2 separate regions of the Homo sapiens genome follow, and region 1 is linked to region 2. A link is an interaction called in ENCODE POLR2A ChIA-PET data of the cell type or tissue named here. Cell type or tissue: PC-9. All regions are shown on one strand. Each heading gives the region's core, and the rest is flanking DNA. Links, peaks and the distances in the headings are about the cores only.

Region 1 (7,091 bases), core at 900-5,899, 74 kb before region 2:
GTCACAAAGTTTGAGAATCATTGGTATTTGCTGATACAGTAGTTGCTTAATAAAACCTATTGGGGCCACATGCTGTGGCTCACACTTATAATCCCAGCACTTTAGGAGGCTGAGGTGGGCGGATTGCCTGAGCTTAGGAGTCTGAGACCACCCTGGGCAACATGGCAAAACACCGCTTCTAATAAAAATACAAAAAACTAGCCCGGTGTGGTGGTGCATGCCTGTAGCCCCTGCTACTCGGGAGGCTGAGGCATGAGAATCACTTGAGCCTCAGAAACGGAGGTTGCAGTGAGCCAAGATCATGCCACTACACTCTGGCTTGGGCTACAGAGTAAGACTCTGTCTCAAAAAAAAAAAAGAAAAAAAGGCTGGGCCCAGTGGCTCATGCCTGTAATACCAGCACTTTTGAAGGCTGAGGCGGGCGGATCATGAGGTCAGGAGTTCGAGTTCAAGACCAGCCTGGCCAACATGGCAAAACCCCATCTCTACTAAAAATACAAAAATTAGCCAGGCGTGGTGGCACGCGCCTGTAATCCCAGCTACTTGGGAGGCTGAGGCAGGAGAATGGCTTGAACTAGGGAGGGGGAGGTTGTGGTGAGCTGAGATTGCCCCACTGCACTCCAGCCTGGGCAACAGAGCAAGACTTCGTGTCAAAAAAAAAAAAAAAAAAACCCAAAAAAACCTATTGGATAATTCTGTGTTCAGCAGCTCCATTTATGAAGACTGGGTTCTCTCTACCTACTGACAGGGCTAGGCCTTGGCACACTGCTCTGACTCTGGTTACTTGCAAACACAATAAGTAATCCACACAGCAAAAGACAGTCTAAGAAAGCCTAAAGTTTAGAATTCAGACCAAAGAACAATGTAGAAACTACCAAAATAGGCCAAGTGTAGCGGCTCATGCCTGTAATCTTAGCACTTTGGGAGTCTGAGGTGGGTGGATTGCTTGAGCTCAGGAATTCAAGACCAACCTGGGCAACATGGTGAAACTCCGTCTCTACAAATACAAAAAATTAGCCAGGCGTGGTGGCACTTGCCTGTGGTCCCAGCCACTCAGGAGGCTGAGGTGGGAGAATGGCTTGAGCCCAGGAGGTCGAGGCTGCAGTGAGCTATGATCACGCCACTGCACTCCAGCCTGGGCAACAGAGCAAGACCCTGTCTCAGAAATAGATAGATAGATAGATAGATAGATAGATAGATAGATAGATAGACAGACCGACCGACCGACAGACAGACAGACATGGGGTCTCACTATGTTGGCTAGGCTGGAATTGAATTCCTGGAATCAAGTGATCATCCTGCCTCAGCCTCCCAAGTAGTTGGGACTACAGGTGTGTACCACTGTGCCTGGCAGGCCCCACATTCTTGTTGTCTCCAGATGTGGACAAAGTTTTTACCTCCCACTTATGATTCTTCCCCATCTCTCTCACAGCAGTCCTGCTCCTCACCTGGGATAACCCACCCCCAGATACTAACCCTGAACTAACATGGCTGAAATCAGTCCAGATCAAATTTCCAGGAGATAAAAAACATTTATTTTAATGCACAACTATAGCATTCATATGCCTCAGCCCAGGGCAGGGGTTGGGAGTTAGGTAAGAAGGGATGCATTTAGTTTGCCCTGTCCCCAAAGAGCGGGTAAATAGCTAAGCCACTCTTCACTCCCAGTACAGACCTTCAGAAGCCCCAGATATCAGGATGTAATGGTAGGGCTCACTGCTCTAAAACAGCTCAAACAACCTGCTCCCAGGAAGGCAAGCCTTCTGCTCCTTGGTCTCCTGCCTACCATTAGGACACAATGTTCTTCGTCTGGCCAGACATCTGTTGAAAGGCTGGATACAGGACAACGTACCCATCTTTCCATCTATATCAACTATCCTAGGTCTCTGATACCCCATTTTGGAGCACTGTTGAAGTCAGTCTCTGGAGGTAGTGCTGACGCAGAGGGGGCAACTGAGAATAGAGCTCAAAGCCCTCTGGGAGCGTGGAATTGGGAAGCTTATAGTGCAGGAGGTGCTGCCGGAGACCCTGCAGAAAGGAAAGAAAACTTATGAAGTGGGTAATGAGATCCTGTTGTGGTCTCTGTCCCCCAAGATCCTCTAATATCCCACCCTCCTAATGGCCCTGACCCTACCTCATCTGCCAGCAGCCATGTTTTCTGCAGCATACTCCTGCGGGCAGCTTTGACCTCATCCTAGAAGCAGAACAGGGAGAGGTGGCACTGAGCCGAGGGCTGGTACCCACCACTGGCCTTGCTTGACACTTACCTCTTCCCCAGCTGGCCCAGAGGCAGCTCAATTGCTAGCTCCCTTCCTTCCTCTGAAGATGGAGATGTAACTTACTGAGCTCTGTGGGTCCTGAGAGAAGATGAAGCTATTGACATGAGCCACAGCCACAGCATAGAGCACGGGGCACCAACGTGGGCGGAGCGCACCAGTAACCAGGGTCCGGAAGTAGAGCTGAAGGAGGGCCAGGTTGTCTTCAGGAGGCACTGTGTAACACTCCAGGGACACAGGCAACTGTGACAGGGGAAATGACGTGCTGAGGGGGAGGGTAGGAATGTATATACATACATAAGGTGTGTGGATAACGATCACATGAAACCAAATCATGAGGGCAGAGATCAGGTCCTAGACAAACATCTGTCCTTCTAGCACAAGGATCAGGGTTAAAGACTACAGAGCAGATGTTGGGGAAAACTGGGAACTGAGAAGCAGCCATTAAAAAGCATGAAATTGGCCATGTGTAGTGGGCCACGCCTGTAATCTCAGCACTTGGGAGGCTGAGGCAGGCGGATCACACGAAATTAGGAATTCAAGACCAGCCTGGCCAACATGGTGAAACCCCATCTCTACCGAAAATACAAAAATTAGCTGGACATGGTGGTGGGTGCTTGTAGTCCCAGCTACTTGGGAGGCTGAAGCAGGGGAGTCGCTTGAACCCAGGGGCGGAGGTTGCAGTGAGCCGAGCGCGCCACTGCACTCCAGCCTGGGCAACAGAGCAAGACTCCGTCTCAAAAAAAAAAAAAAATTAGCCAGGCATGGTGCTGTGTGCCTGTAATCCCAGCTACTCAGGAGGTTGAGGCAGGAGAATCGCTTGAACCTGGGAGCTAGAGGTTGCAGTGAACCAAGATCATCAGGCCACTGCACTCTAGCCTGAGCAACAGAGCGAGACTCTGTCTCAAAAACAAAAACAAAAACCCAAAATCTTAAAAACAAAAAACAAAATACAATAACTTCTTTTTTTAATAGAGTCTCGTTCTATTTCCAAGTCTGGAATGCAGTGGTGTGATCATAGCTCACTGGCAGCCTCAACCTCCTGAGCTCAAGTGATCCTCCTGCCTCAGGCTCCTGAGTAACTGGGTCTACGGGCAAATCACCAGGTCTGGCTAATTTTCCAATAATTTTTTGTAGAGATGGTGTCTAGCTTTCTTGCCCAAGCTGGTCAGAAACTCTTGGCCTCAAGCAATCCTCCCACCTTGGCCTCCCAAAATGTTGGATTACAGGCATGAGCCACCTCACGCAGCCATAACACAGTAACTCTTTTTTATTTTTCTTTTTTGAGATGGAGTTTCACTCTTGTTGCCCAGGCTGGAGTGCAGTGGTATGATCTCGGCTCATGGCAACCTCTGCCTCCTGGGTTCAAGCGATTCTCCTGCCTCAGCCTCCGGAGTAGCTGGGATTACAGGCATGCACCACGACACCCGGCTAATTTTTTGTATTTTTTTTTAGTAGAGACGGTTTCACCATGTTGGCCAGGCTGGTCTCAAACTCTTGACCTCAAATGATCCGCCCACCTCGGCCTCCCAAAGTGCTGGGATTACAGGCATGAGCCACCGCACCTGGCAAACATAGTAACTCTTTACAGCTTATAAATTTAAGTCCTTAGCCTAATATTTGAGGCCCTCTCAGACTTCACTTCTTATTTTTAGCCTTAAGTTCCCAACAGAAATCTCTCCTCCCTCCTTCTGCCCTTTGTCATGCTCCTTTTGCTTATGTTATTCTGTTAGGAATCTCCTGCCTTTCTACCTCCTCACCAATTCAAATTCTACCCAACCTACAGTGCCTGGGTCAATCCCCACTTCTTCCACAAAGCCCAATTTGATCTTTCCCTTCTCTGAATCCTGATACCACCTAGCATCTGAATAATTCACAACTATGTAGGTTTTCAGTAAATCTCTTCTTATCTAGATTGTAGCACTGATAAGCAAGGAGCTATGCCTTATTAATAGTAATGAATACCCACTATATGCCAGACACCAGGTTAAACCCTTTCCTTTTTTCTTTTTTGAGACAGGGTCTTGCTCTGTCACTGGGCTGGGGTGCAGTGGCGCGATCTCGGCTCACTGTAGCCTCCGCTTCCCGGGTTCAAGCGATTCTCCTGCCTCAGCCTCCTGAGTAGCTGGGACTACAGGCACCCGCAACCACGCCCAGCTAAGTTTTGTATTTTTAGTAGAAATGGGGTTTCACTATGTTGCCCAGGCTGGTCTCAAACTCCTGACCTTAAGTGATCCACCCACCTCAGCTTCCCAGAGTGATGGAATTACAGGCGTGAGCCACCACACCCAGCCCATGTTAAGCCCTTTTCATTGATTCTCTTAATCCCCTCAAAGCCCCCAAGAGGTAAGATGAGGAAGCTGAGGTCTTCCAAAGCTCCTCAAGGCTCAGGACTGCCCCCGAGGCCCAGTGCAGGGTACCCTTGCAGGTCCTGCTGGGCTGAGAAAGTACCTGGGTCAGAGGCAGGCTCAGAGCTCGCAAGGCTCCCACGTGTTCCCCAAAGAGGGCAAGGCGCAAGGTGACACTGAACCGACGCTGCAGGGGCAGGAGGACCAGGGCCCCAAAGAGGTGGTCCCCAAAAGAGACAGCCTCAAAATGATCCAGGAAGTTGGCATAGAGGTCAGGGAAAGACGTCAGGCCAGGGAGTCGGCAGTCCAGGTTGAGGTTTGGCAAGACTTGAGGCTGACAGAGCTGGGCGAGGAGGGCTGCCACCAGATGCTGTACTGGGGACTCCCGGAACAGCTCACTGTCCACCAGGAACACACACATGAGCCGTGCCAGGCGGGCAGCAGGGGGCACAGCCCAGAGAGCCTGGGGGCGCCAGCTCTCCAAAACTAGCACCCACTGCAGGACCCGCATGGCTGTGCCCATGGTGTCTGTGGGAGAGAGTCCCGAGGGGGTGTCTGAAGCCCGGTGGTAGAGGCGAATCAGTGGCAGGAAGGGCCAGTCGGTGGGCAGCAGCGGCTCCGTAGGCATGGGCAGTAGCAGGGTTGGGACTCGCTGTAGCTCCCCTCGGTGCAGAGCCTGGGAGGCCAGCAGACTGGCTCGGGCTGGCGAGCAATGAGTCAGGTAGCAGTTGCGGATGCTGGGGAGGTCCTGGCAGGCCTGAGCCAGCAGAGTCCCTTGCCCACACCGAGGGACCCTGCTGCTTCCTAACGACAGCTGGTCAGAGAAGTCGGCTGCCTCTGGACCCCCTGATGTTCTTTCCCTGTAATGGGACCCAAAAGCCAAAAATGAGGGCTGGAACCACAGCACTTGGAGGCTGTGCCAGCTCTTTGGAACTTCCTGGAGGCTCCTAGGTCCAGACCTGTGCCTCTCTGCTCCCTTAACTACTTCCCGCGCAGTGCTGTGTAGCAGTTAAGAGGATGCACACTACAGCCAGCTGCCTAGGCATGAGTTTACATAACTTCTCTGGGCCTCAGTTTCCTCAGAGTAAAATAAGGATAATAATAGTATCTATCTCATGGTCCAAGTAAAATACTTAAAATGTAGATAAATACATAAGGGAGTATCAAACACAGAGTAAACACTCAGTAGCGGATGGCTATTACATGTGTGTAACTGATTTAGATACCATTTTTTTAGCCATGCAGTCACACTGAAGTCTCACAATCATTCTTGGGTGTGGTTAGCCTGATCCTCACTTCACTAATGAGGTAATGGAAGCTCGGAAGAGTTAAGTGTCGTCGGTGGAAGAAAGAGAATTTAGGTCTCCTGGCTCCAAATTCAGGGCTGCTCTGTTAACAACTGCAGCAGCGTCCAAAAGGGCTGAGTTGATGCCACCAACCAAGCACTTACGGGAGGAACTCCAGCCGGAATACACAGCTCAGCAGCAGCTCATGGGTGAGGTACTCACTTCCGGGCAGCAGCCGGCTCAGCAGGGCCAAGGCCATACCATGATAGAGGGCAGCATGGGTGGCTGGCAGTGGCTGCAGCGCTGCCTGCAGACAGAAAAGCAGGGAACTACCTAGTACAGGAGAAGGGGACGTGGCAGAGAGAAGTGAGGAAGAGGATAAAAGTGAGGCTGAAGGGCAGAGGTCCAGGGCATGTCTGGAGGAAAGTGGGAGCTGCATGGCCTGGCAGAAGCAGGCTGGGTTCCACAGAAACAGGAAGGAGATAATGGGATGACAGGAGAACCTGTCAGACAGGGGGACCTACCGCTTTCTGGGCCAGAGCGAGTGCCAGGTACTGCAGGTGGTACTCATGGCGCAGGGCCCATGCAGAGAAAGGTGTGAGGTGTGGGGCAGCCCCAGGAGCCACACACTGGAGGAAGTAATTCTGGAGTCCCGGGGCAGCCAATATGGCAGCCAGCTGAGGAAAAGCAATTTTGTTCAGATCTAGAAATTGACTCTCATGCCTTCTAGGGCTCCCCAGGTGGCTGCCCCTCTCCAGACTCAGGGAAATGAGTGCCAGCAGAAGGCCTCCCTTCCCCATGGGACACCCTCCCACTTTCTTTTTGGTTTTTTTTGAGATGGAGTTTCGCTCTTGTTGCCCAGGCTGCAGTGCAATGGTGTGATCTCAGCTCACCGCAGCCTCCGCCTCCCGGGTTCAAGTGATTCTCCTGCCTCAGCCTCCCGAGTAGCTGGGATTACAGGCATGTGCCATCATGCCTGGCTAATTTTGTATTTTTAGTAGAGATGGGGTTTCTCCATGTTGGCCAGGCTGGTCTCGAACTCCCGACCTCAGGTGATCTGCCCACCTCGGCCTCCCAAACTGCTGGGATTACAGGCGTGAGCCACCGCGCCCATCCCACCCTCCCACTTTCTTTCTGATTCCTGCCATCTTGGCCCCTTGCCTGGCCCCTAATCAGGCACC
Region 2 (11,434 bases), core at 2,548-7,547:
ATATATTTGCTTTTGAATGGGAGGATCGCCACTCAGGGCGGAAACAGCAATATCGAGATGGACGGTCTTGCTCCGACGGTTCATAGACTCTCCTAATCTTTTTGGCCAAATTTTAGAACAGGTACTAGAAAAAGTTGTCATACTAGAACAAATATGCCTTCTTCAGTACGTAGACGACATTCTTATATCTGGTGAAGATATAGAGAAGGTAACTGACTTCTCTACACATATTCTTAGCTATCTGCAGTTTGAGGGGCTATGAGTCTCAAAAAGAAAGCTTCAGTATGTAGAGCCCGAAGTTAAATATTTAGGCCACTTAATAAGTGCAGACAAGCGAAGAATAGGGCCTGAATGAATCGAGGGAATGGTGTCCCTACCCTTGCCTCAAACTAAATAAGAACTCAGGAAATTTTTAGGGTTAGTCAGATACTGCCGCTTATGGATTGACTCATGCACTGCACAGTAAACTGTTATATTAAAAACTTGCCCAGGAGAAGCCGAACCATCTCCTGTGGACTTCTGAGGAAGCTGATCAAGTCTAGAAGCTGAAGGAAAGGCTCATAACTGCCTTACCCTCCCTAGAAAAGCCATTCCACCTTTTTGTTAATGTGGACAGTGCGGTAGTTTTAGGAGTGCTGACTCAAGAACACAGAGGCCGCCGGCAGCCCGTAGCCTTCCTATCAAAGGTGTTGGACCCAGTCACTTGTGGATGGCCTCAATGCATCCAGTCCATCGGGGCTGCGGCAATACTGGTCGAGGAAAGCAGGAAGTTAACCTTTGGAGGAAAATTGACGGTAAGCACGCCTCACCAAGTTAGAACTATCTTAAACCAGAGAGCAGGGAGATGGCTTACCGACTCGAGAATCTTGAAGTATGAGGCCGTTCTGTTAGAAAAGGATGATTTAACATTGACCTCTGATAATTCACTCAACCCAGCAGGTTTCCTAACAGGGAATCCAAATCTATGGAGGGAACACACATGTTTAGATTTAATTGATTACCATACAAAGGTTCGACCAGACCTAGGAGAAACCCCCTTCCGGACTGGACGGCACTTATTCATAGACAGTTCCTCCGGGGTGATTGAGGGAAAAAGACACAATGGGTATTCAGTGATTGATGGAGAAATTCTCATAGAAATAGAATCTGGAAAATTGCCAACAATTGGTCTGCTCAAACATGTGAGCTATTTGCACTCAGCCAAGCCTTAAAGTACTTACAGAACCAGGAAGGAACCATCTATACAGATTCCAAGTATGCCTGTGTAGTGGCCCATATGTTTGGGAAAATTTGGACTGAAAGAGGTCTCATTAGTAGTAAAGGTCAAGACCTTGTTCACAAGGAGCTGATCACCCAAGTATTGAATAATCTTCAGTTGCCAGAAGAAATAGCTATTGTCCGTGTTCCCGGACACCAGAAAAACCTTTCTTTTGAAAGTTGAGGAAATAACCTAGCAGATCAGGTAGCCAAGCAGGCTGCTGTGTCTTCTGAAATGCATATTTTTCACTTAACTCCCTACCTGCCTCCTCCTACTGTAATCCCCATTTTTTCTTCCACTGAAAGAGAGAAACTAATAAAAATAGGTGCTAAAGAGAATTCAGAAGGAAAGTGGATACTGCCAGACCAGAGAGAAATGTTGTCTAAACCCCTTATAAGGGAAGTCTTATCCCAACTACATCAAGGGACCCATTGGGGGCCTCAGGCCATGTGTGATGCAGTTCTCAGGGTTTATGGTTGTATAGGAATTTATACCCTGGCCAAACAGGTTACAGATAGTTGCTTAGTATGTAAGAAAACTAATAGACATACTATAAAAAGATTACCTCTCAAGAGAAGGAATCCGGGCTTAAGGCCATTCCAAAGTATCCAAGTTGATTACACAGAAATGCCTCCAATAGGTCGTCTGAAATATTTACTAGTAGTAGTAGACCACCTCACTCACTGGGTTGAAGCTATCCCTTTTCAAATGCGACAGCCAATAATGTAGTTAAGGCCCTAATTGAAAATATAGTACCTAGGTTTGGACTAATAGAAAATATTGACTCAGACAATGGAACTCATTTCACCGCACACATTATTAAAAAGCTATCCCAAACATTAGACATTAGATGGGAACACAATATTCCCTGGCACCCACCCTCATCAGGGAGAGTAGAAAGAATGAATCAGATGCAAAAGAACCACCTAACCAAATCAGTCTTAGAGACTTGGTTGCCGTGGACCAAGTGTCTTCCTATACCCTGCTGAGAATTCGAACTGCACCACGGAAAGACATTGGTCTTTCTCCTTATGAGATGCTCTATGGATTACCTTATTTGCACTCCACTACTGATATTCCTACCTTTGAAACAAAAGACCCAATCAATTCCTTACAAATTATATACTTGATGTATCTTCTACTTTCTCTTCTCTTAAAACTAAAGGTTTTTTAGCACAGGCGCCACCCTTGGAGTTCCCGGTGCATCAACATCAGCCTGGGGATCATGTCCTCATTAAGAGCTGGAAAGAGGAAAAACTTGAGCCAGCCTGGGAAGGTCCTTACTTAGTGCTCCTCGCGACTGAAACCGCAGTCCACACCGCAGAGAGAGGATGGACTCCAGAGTCATGGGCCATAGTCCTAGGGGAAAACCCTACCAAACTAAAGCTAAGAAGAATTTAACTCTCTTTCATCTATTCTATTACTTTTTCTTCTTTCCTCGCTCTATTGCTGACCATCTAGTTATTAACGTAACCAAGTCAAGTTCACCTCAAACTATTGCATTTGATGCTTGCCGTGTTATACTCTGTAGGGATTTGCTAAGTCAAAGACAGCTCTCTACTTCAGAAAAGTACCTCTGTCCCTCCTGGCTCTCCTCAGACTGGGCATTAGTGAATTGGGACCATTTAATCCGGGGAGATTTCAATAAAGACCCCAGTGGCAACCAGGAGTCTTGCCCCACTGATGTAGAGCTTTTATGCCGTAGTTGGTCCGATGTTCTGTGAACCACCAAAGAGCAAGGATGGAGTGCCCCAACCAGTTTTTATAATTTCCTAAAACCATACATTCATTTTACTAAAGGGACAGCCCCCCCTAACTGTCAGCTAAACCAGTGCAACCCTATACAGGTTATTATTTTGAGCCCCCAAAGTTCTCCCCTTTTTCTAAGCCAGTTCCCTTCTTTCAGCCGGTTTTATGGTATGGGAGCTGAGGTTTCAGGGACAGACCTATTGGATTCTTTGAAATGTGTTTCTTTGATCCCCCACCACCTGAACCTGCTTCTAAAGCTTTTTCTAAAACCTCTTACAATGGAACCATTGTTCCTCCTCCATCTAACGACAAGGCCAAGATAGCGATGGTAGAAGTTAAAGACTTAAAACAAACTTTAGCAATCGAGACAGGATACCAAGATGTAAATGCCTGGTTGGAATGGATCAAATATTCCATCTGCACGTTAAACAAAAGCAATTGTTATGCTTGTGCGTGTGGCAGGCCAGAGGTGCAGATTGTCCCCTTTCCACTAGGGTGGTACTCCAGCAGACTGGGCATGGGCTGCATGGTAGCTCTTTTCCAGGATTTTACAGCCTGGGGTAACAAGTCATGCCAAGCTCTCTCTCTGCTGTATCCTGAAGTTCCACACCCTGTGGGTCAGCCCCTGAGGGCCATCCAGCTTCGGTCTCCCAACACTAAGTTCACTTCGTGTCTCTCACGACAGGGAGGAAACTTAGCGTTCCTTGGAGACCTGAAGGGATGCAGTGAGCTTAAGAACTTTCAAGAGCTTACCAATCAGTCAGCCCTTGTTCATCCCCGAGTGGATGTGTGGTGGTATTGTGGTGGACCTTTACTGGACACTCTACTGAATAACTAGAGTGGCACTTGTGCTTTAGTCCAATTGGCTATCCCTTTTACCCTGGCATTTCATCAATAAGAGGAAGAAAAAATAAGACATTGTAAAGTGAGAGAAGCCCCTTATGCTTTCGACTCTCACATCTATTTAGACACAGTTGGAGTCCCATGGGGAATACCAGATCAATTTAAGGCCCAAAATCAAATAGCTGCAGGATTTGAGTCAATATTTTGGTGAGTGACAGTTAACAAAAATGTAGATTGGATAAACTACGTCTATTACAACCAACAGGGATTTATTAACTACACTAGAGATGCTGTTAAAGGAATAGCTGAGCAATTAGGGGCTACTAGCCAGATGGCTTAGGAAAATAGGATAGCCTTAGACATGATATTAGCAAAAAGAGGAGGAGTTTGCGTCATGATTAAAACTCGATGTTGCACCTTCATCCCAAACAACACCGCCCCTGATGGAAGTATAACAAAGGCATTGCAAGGTCTGACTGCTCTATCCAATGAGTTAGCCAGCAACTCAGGGGCAAATGACCCCTTTACGGGATGGCTAGAGAAGTGGTTTGGTAAATGGAAAGGAATAATAGCCTCAATTCTTTCCTCCCTCGTAGCTGTAATAGGTGTACTTATTCTTGTCGGGTGCTGTGTTATACCATGCATCCTGGGTTGGTGCAGGGGCTCATAGAAATGGCACTTACTAAAACCTCCCTTAACTATCCTCCACCTTATCCAGAGAAGCTGCTTCTTTTGGAAAATCAAGCAGAACAACTAAGTCAAGACATGTTAAATAAGTTTGAAGAGAAAGCCATAAAAAATTGCAAGAGGAGGAAGTTGTTGAATATGAATTCTAAATTTCTCTTCAAAGAATTAATATGTCAGTATGTTCAATTCTTTGCCTTCTACTTTTAAACTTAACTTCCTCGTAAAGCAACCTTTTGTGATTACCTACTCTACCCTGACTCATCCCGATTACCTACTCCACCCTGACTCATTCTGATCACCTACTCCACTCTAACTCATTCTGATCACCTCCACCCTGAATCATTCTGATCACCTGCTCCACCCTAACTCATTCCGGTTACCTGCTACAAAGCGCTCACCCCATCATTCTCTTTAAATTAGCCAATCGGAATTAGTTTAGCCTGTGCGGTCTAACACTAGCCAATAGGGGAATGACCCAGCAGCAGGGGCCATGTGCGTGTAATCCCAGCGCTTTGGGAGGCAGAGGCAGGCGGATCAGGAGGTCAGGAGATTGAGACTATTCTGGCTAACATGGTGAAACCCTGTCTCTATTAAAAATACAAAAAATTAGCCGGGCATGGTGGTGGGCGCCTGTAGTCCCAGCTACTCGGGAGGCTGAGGCAGGAGAATGGCGTGAACCCGGGAGGCGGAGCTTGCAGCAGTGAGCCCAGATTGGCCATTGCACTCCAGCAGCCTGGGCGACAGACAGAAACTCTGTCTCAAAAAAAAAAAAAAAAAAAAAAAAAAAAGAACCCCTTCTTCTCCCTTGTCCAAATGTGCGCCCACCATTGCTCCATCGGTGAGAGCGCACCCTTCTATAGAAGTACCTTGCCTTGCTGAGAATTAAAAAACAGAAAATTTTATATTCGAGTGCTACAACACAGAGGAATTGCAATGGATAAGGAGTAATTCACGCAGAGCTGGCTGTGAGGGAGACCGGAGTTTTATTATTACTCAAATCAGTCTCCCCAGCATTGGGGGAGCAGAGTTTTTAAGGATAACTTGGTCGGTGGGGGGAAGCCAGTGATCCAGGAGTGCTGATTGGTCAGAGGTGAAATGATATGGAATTGGATCTGTCTTCTTGAGCTCAGTCAGTTCCTGGGTGGGGGCCACAAGATCAGATGAGCCAGTTTTTGATCTGAGTGGGACCAGCTGATCCATGAAGTGCAGGGTCTGCAAAATATCTCAAGCAGTGACCTTAGGAGCAGTTTAGGGAGGGTCAGAATCCTGTAGCCTCCAGCTGCATGACTCCTAAACCATAATTTCTAATCTTGTGACTAATGTTAGTCCTACAAAGGCAGTCTAGTCCCCAGGCAAGAAGGAGGTCTGCTTTGGGAAAGGGCTGTTACCGTCTTTGTTTAAACCATAAACTACAAACTAAACTTCTCCCAAAGTTAGTTCAGCCTATGCCCAGGAATGGACAAGGACAGCTTGGAGGTTAAAAGCAAAATGAAGTCAGTTAAGTTAGATCTCTTTCACTGTCTCAGTCATAATTTTGCAAAGGTGGTTTCAGTAACATAATTGTTCCTAAGACTCTGTTCAAGCATATACAACATACCAGATGCTTTCCTTATACCTTTGAACATTTTATTATTATTATTATTGAGATGGAGTCTAGCTCTGTTGCCAGGCTGGAGTGCAGTGGCGCGATCTTGGCTCACTGAAACCTCCGCCTACCGGGTTCAAGCGATCCTCCTGCCTCAGCCTCCTGAGTAGTTGGGACTATAGGCACGCGCCACCACGCCCAGCTAATTTTTTGTATTTTTAATAGAGACGGGGTTTCTCCATGTTGGCCAGGATGGTCTTGATCACTTGACCTTGTGATCTGCCCACCTCAGTCTCCCAAAGAGCTGGGATTACAGGTGTAAGCCACCGTGCCCAGCCCATTTTATTATTTTTAATCCCGAAGCTATATGTTTTGTTTAACTTATTTAATAAACATACTCATCTTTTTTTGTTTGTTTGTTTGAGATGGGGTCTCATTCTGTCACCCAGGTTGGAGTGTAGTGGGATGATCACATCTCACTGCAACCTCTGCCTCCGGGCTCAAGCGATCCTCCCACCTCAGCTTCCCAAGTAGCTGGGACCACAGGCATGTGCCACCATGTCCAGCTAAGTTTTTGTATTTTTTGTAGAGGCAGGGTTTTGCCACGTTGCCCAGGCTGGTCTTGAACTCCTGGTCTCAGGCCATCCACCAGCCCCGGCCTCCCAAAGTGCTGGGATTACAGGTGTGATCCTCCATGCCCAGCCTATTTTGTTTTTCTGATTGCTTTCTAAATATTAACGTATGTAATCCTCATAACAATGGCTTTGTTACCAGAAAGGAGTCCAAATCTAGACCCCAAGAGAGGGTTCTTGGAGCTTGCCCAGGAAAGAATTCAGGGTGAGTCCTTAGTAAAGTGAAAGCAAGTTTATTAAGAAAGTAAAGGAATAGGCCTGGTGAGGTGGCTCATGCCTGTAATCCCAGAACTTTAGGAGGCCGAGGTGAGCGTATCACTTGAGGTCAGGCATTTGAGACCAGCCTGGTCAACATAGCGAAACTCTGACTCTACTAAAAATACAAAAATTAGCTGGGGTTGGTGGCGCATACCTGTAATCTCAGCTCTTTGGGTGGCTGAGGCACGAGAATCTCTTGAACCTGGGAGGAGGAGGTTGCAGTGAGCTGAGATCACACCACTGCACTCTAGCCTGGGTGACAGAGTGAGACTGTGTCTCAAAAAAAAAAAAAAAAAAAAAAAGAAAGGGAATAAGAGAACGGCTACTGCATAGACAGATCAGCAGCATGGGCTGACTTATGGTTATTTGATTATATGCTGAACAAGGGGTGGATTATTCAGGAGTTTTGTGGGAAAGGGATGGGAGTTCCCAGAATTGAGAGTTTAGACCCTTTTAGACTGTGTAGGGTAATCTCTGGGCATTGCTATGGCATTTGCATGGTGCTGGTGGGAGTGTCTTTTAGCATGCTAATATGTTGCAATTAGCATATAATGAGCAGTAAGGACAACCAGAGGTCACTTTCGTTGCCATCATGGTTTTGTTGGTTTTTGGCCGGCTTCTTTATTGCATGCTGTTTTTTTTTTTTTTGTTTTGTTTTGAGAAGGAGTCTTGCTCTGTTGCCAGGCTGGAGTGCAGTGGCATGATCTCGGCTCACTGCAACCTCCGCCTCCTGGGTTTAAGCAATTCCCCTGCCTCAACTTCCCTAGTAGCTGGGACTACAGGTATGTACCACCACGCCCAGATAATTTTTTGTATTTTACTAGACACAGGGTTTCACCGTGTTGTCCAGGATGGTCTTGATCTCCTGACCTTGTGATCCGCCCGCCTCGGCCTCCCAAAGTGCTGGGATTACATGCGTGAACCACCGCACCTGGCTATTATCAGCAAGGTCTTTGTGACCTGTATCTTGTGCTGGCCTCCTATCTCAACCTATGACTAACAATTCCTAAGCTCCTGGGGATGCAGTCTAGTAGGTCCCAGCCTCATTTTACCCAGTACCTATTCAAGATGGAGCCAGCCTGGTTGCAATGCCTCTGACAGTTTGGAGAGAAGATTATTTAGTTATTTATTGAGATGGAGTGCAATGGCGTAATCTCAGCTCACTGCAACCTCCGCCTCCCAGGTTCAAGCGATTCTCCTGCCTCAGCCTCCTGAGTAGCTGGGATTACAGGTATGCACCACCACACTCGGCTAATTTTGTATTTTTAATAGTGATGGGGTTTTCACCATGTTGGCCAGGCTGATCTCGAACTCCTGACCTGAGGTATCTGCTTGCCTCAGCCTCCCAAGGTGCTGGGATTACAGCCGTGAGCCACGCCACCTCGACCGGCGTTTTTTTTTGTTTGTTTGCTTGTTTTTTTGAGACGGAGTCTCAAGCTATCACCCAGGCTGGAGTGCAGTGGCATGATCTCGGCTCACTACAATCTCTACCTCCCAGGTTCAAGTGATCCTCCTTCCTCAGCCTCCCGAGTAGCTAGGACTACAAGCATGTGCCACCATGCCTGGCTAAGTTTTGTATTAGTAGAGACAGGGTTTCATCATGTTGGCCAGGCTGGTCTCAAACTCTTGACCTTGTGATCCACCCTCCTCAGCCTCCCAAAGTGCTGGGACCAGTGGCACTCATATTTTAAATAACATGGAATTCCTGGGGTGGTGCTAAAGTGTTTTTTTTTTTTTTAATAAAGATGAGGGGTCAGGTTTGGACATAGCCATAGGATAAGAGTTAAAACAAACTTGGCTTGTTGGCATTGATTTATGGACAACGCTTTCCCAGATCACACAAAAGCCTCAGGAAGACTGACACCAACTGTGAGTTTCTTCTCTTCTCATCCTTTCTGTGTCACCTTCCGTTCTGGGAAGACCAGGCTCCATTAGCTACTTTTCTTCCTGGATGCTCAAGAACTCCTCTGTCATGCTTGGGACCCAAGTCCTTCCCATTATACGTTGAGCTGGGTTCTGTGTCCCAGAGTTAGAGACTGTGTTATGCTAGGTCTTATCTGAATCTCCCATAAGTGGGTTTCCTTGGCTTCGGGCTTCTGATCCTACAGAAGCTAGCCACCTCCTTTGCTCTTTGCTGTGGTTGCCAGAAGAGGAGTTCCTTTACTGGTCCCTATCTGTTATCTTTTCGGCTTGATTCACCCTGCCTGTAGCCACTCCATCCAGTGGATCCTAGTCCTGTTTGTGTTTTTTTTTTAAGACTCTAAATGTTCTTTAGGTTCCTTCTTAACTCTGTGCTTCTAGGATTGTTCTGCCTCTATCATGTCTCCTGTCAAATTCTTCTTAGAGTAAGTTTTTTAACGAAGTCAGATTTCCCTACTGAATTATTCTAACCTAGCATCTATCTTTTTTTTTTTTTTTTTTTTTTGAGATGGAGTCTCACTCTGTCACCCAGGCTGGAGTGCAGTGGTGCAGTCTTGGCTCACTGCAACCTCTACCTCCCAGGTTCAAGCAATTCTCCTGCTTCAGCCTCCTGAGTAGCTGGGACTACAGGTAAGCACCACTAGGCCTGGTTAATTTTTCTATTTTTTGTACAGATGTGGTTTTGCCATGTTGGCCAGGGTGGCCTTGGCCTCTCAAAGTGCTGGGATTACAGGTGTGAGCCATCGGGCCTGGCCTAACTTAACATCTATCTTATCTTCTCTAGAGGGTCCTGCTGTCAGGCTGGTCACTGTTTTGTCCGTGCCCTGACCATGTGGCTTGTCTTTAGGGAGCCCAGATGCTTATACTCTCATTGTAAGTTGGGTAAGAAAACTATTCTCCCTCTTGGTATTTTAGATAATCTTCCCCTTAGCTGCTCTGGCAATTCCTCTGCTCTAATCCCAAGACTGGCAACTAACATGGCTCCTGTCTGGCTCATGGCCATTCACTGCCGTAATCCCTTTTCTTAGCCACAAATATCTACTCATTATGGACTGGGCAAGGGGAAAACAGACTCCACATGGTCACACTGTTATCTTTTTTTTTTTTTGAGATGGAGTTTCACTCTTGTTGCCCAGGCTGGAGTGCAATGGCACGATCTTGGCTCACTGCAACCTCCGCCCCCGGGTTCAAGCGATTCTCCTGCCTCAGCCCCCCGAGTAGCTAGGATTACAGGCATGCACCACCACACCCAACTAATTTTGTATTTTTAGTAGAGACAGGGTTTCTCCATGTTTGCCAGGTTGGTCTCAAACTCCTGACCTCAGGTGATCCACCCGCCTCGGCCTCCCAAAGTGCTGGGATTACAAGCATGAGCCACCACACCTGGCCACACTGTGTTTTTTTTTTTTTTTTTTTGAGATGGAGTCTCGCTCTATTGCCCAGGCTGGAGTGCAGTGGCGTGATCTCGGCTCACTGCAAAGTCCACCTCCCAGGTTCATGCCATTCTCCTGCCTCAGCCTCCTGAGTAGCTGGGACTACAGGCGCCCAACACCGCGCCCGGCAAATTTTTTGTATTTTTAGTAGAGACAGGGTTTCACCGTGTTAGCCAGGATGGTCTCGATCTCCCGACCTCGTGATCCACCTGCCTCGGCCTCCCCAAGTGCTGGGATTACAGGCGTGAGCCACCGCGCCTGGCCACACACTGTTACCTTTTACAGTGCTTTAAAGCAAATGTTAAACCAGAATGTAATCAGCTCCCAAGGTCAGAAGGGGCATCTTTCTCCATAAGAAGATGTGTGCATGTGCTTACCTCCATTGCACTGGACTTAGGACAGCATTTTGGCACTGTGCAAGAGTACAAATGTGTGACGTACTCAGCCCAGAACTGTCCCGTTTGCTGGGGAATATAGGAGCTTTCCCTGAACCATATTTCTCCTTTTGGGCGGGTTGTCCTCTTCCTGCCTCCAGCCAAGAGGTGGTCTATGTCTCTCCGAGTCTTCATTCCCAGTATGGATATTCCTCCCATCAGCATTATCTCAAGGAGCTCCTGACTATGCCCAGTGATCCTTGGGTGAGGCCACACTGTACCCCTGTAAGTTTAGGTCACATTTCAGCTATTAGAGGGTCCCAGCTTCAGCTCTATTCCAGAGTCCATAAACAGCAATTCAGCATTTCTAGGGGCTTAAAAGCAATTCTGTTTTTGTATCCTTGGACCACAGATTTTTCTAGGGCCATCTGGACTCTCTGAGTTGCTGCCAATAGGACAGCAGGGAAAGTCCAGACCAGTCCAGGTTAACCGGCCCCAACATATCAATGTGGTTTTCTATGATGTCTTCCACTCCCCAGGTCAGCCAACCAAATCCTGTTCCACTGGGGTTCAGAGTCCCTAAAATGGAACTGTTTGGTTCTTCTAGGAGCACAGGAAGAAAACAGTGAGGAGGAGGAGTGGGGAGAAAAAGACTCATGCGAAAAAGGGAGAGGAAGTGAGTGATGCTGAGGGAA

What was found. Peaks named below come from ENCODE experiments on the same cell type or tissue, not always from the same donor. Only the 100,000 strongest peaks of a DNase experiment are listed, where the experiment ranks them.
Region 1: POLR2A ChIA-PET joins it to region 2 with 5 read pairs; 3 of 35 experiments call an interaction of 5 or more read pairs at or near these places.

What each region holds. Positions count from the first base shown.
Region 1 is chr15:41,515,664-41,522,754 of GRCh38, forward strand. RPAP1 (RNA polymerase II associated protein 1) reads right to left here. Exons shown (of 25, transcript NM_015540.4): 20 at 6,435-6,587; 21 at 6,075-6,217; 22 at 4,728-5,484; 23 at 2,343-2,519; 24 at 2,135-2,194; 25 at 1,513-2,028. The coding sequence ends at 1,879. Among named protein-coding and RNA genes, the nearest start is that of LTK, 5.4 kb to the left of the region's middle. In PC-9, for the core only: no CTCF peak of the experiment used is centred there; no DNase peak of the experiment used is centred there.
Region 2 is chr15:41,588,067-41,599,500 of GRCh38, forward strand. No RefSeq gene overlaps it. Among named protein-coding and RNA genes, the nearest start is that of TYRO3, 35 kb to the left of the region's middle. RefSeq lists an enhancer at 7,897-8,398. In PC-9, for the core only: no CTCF peak of the experiment used is centred there; a DNase peak (open chromatin) is centred at 4,815; H3K27ac peaks cover 818 bases.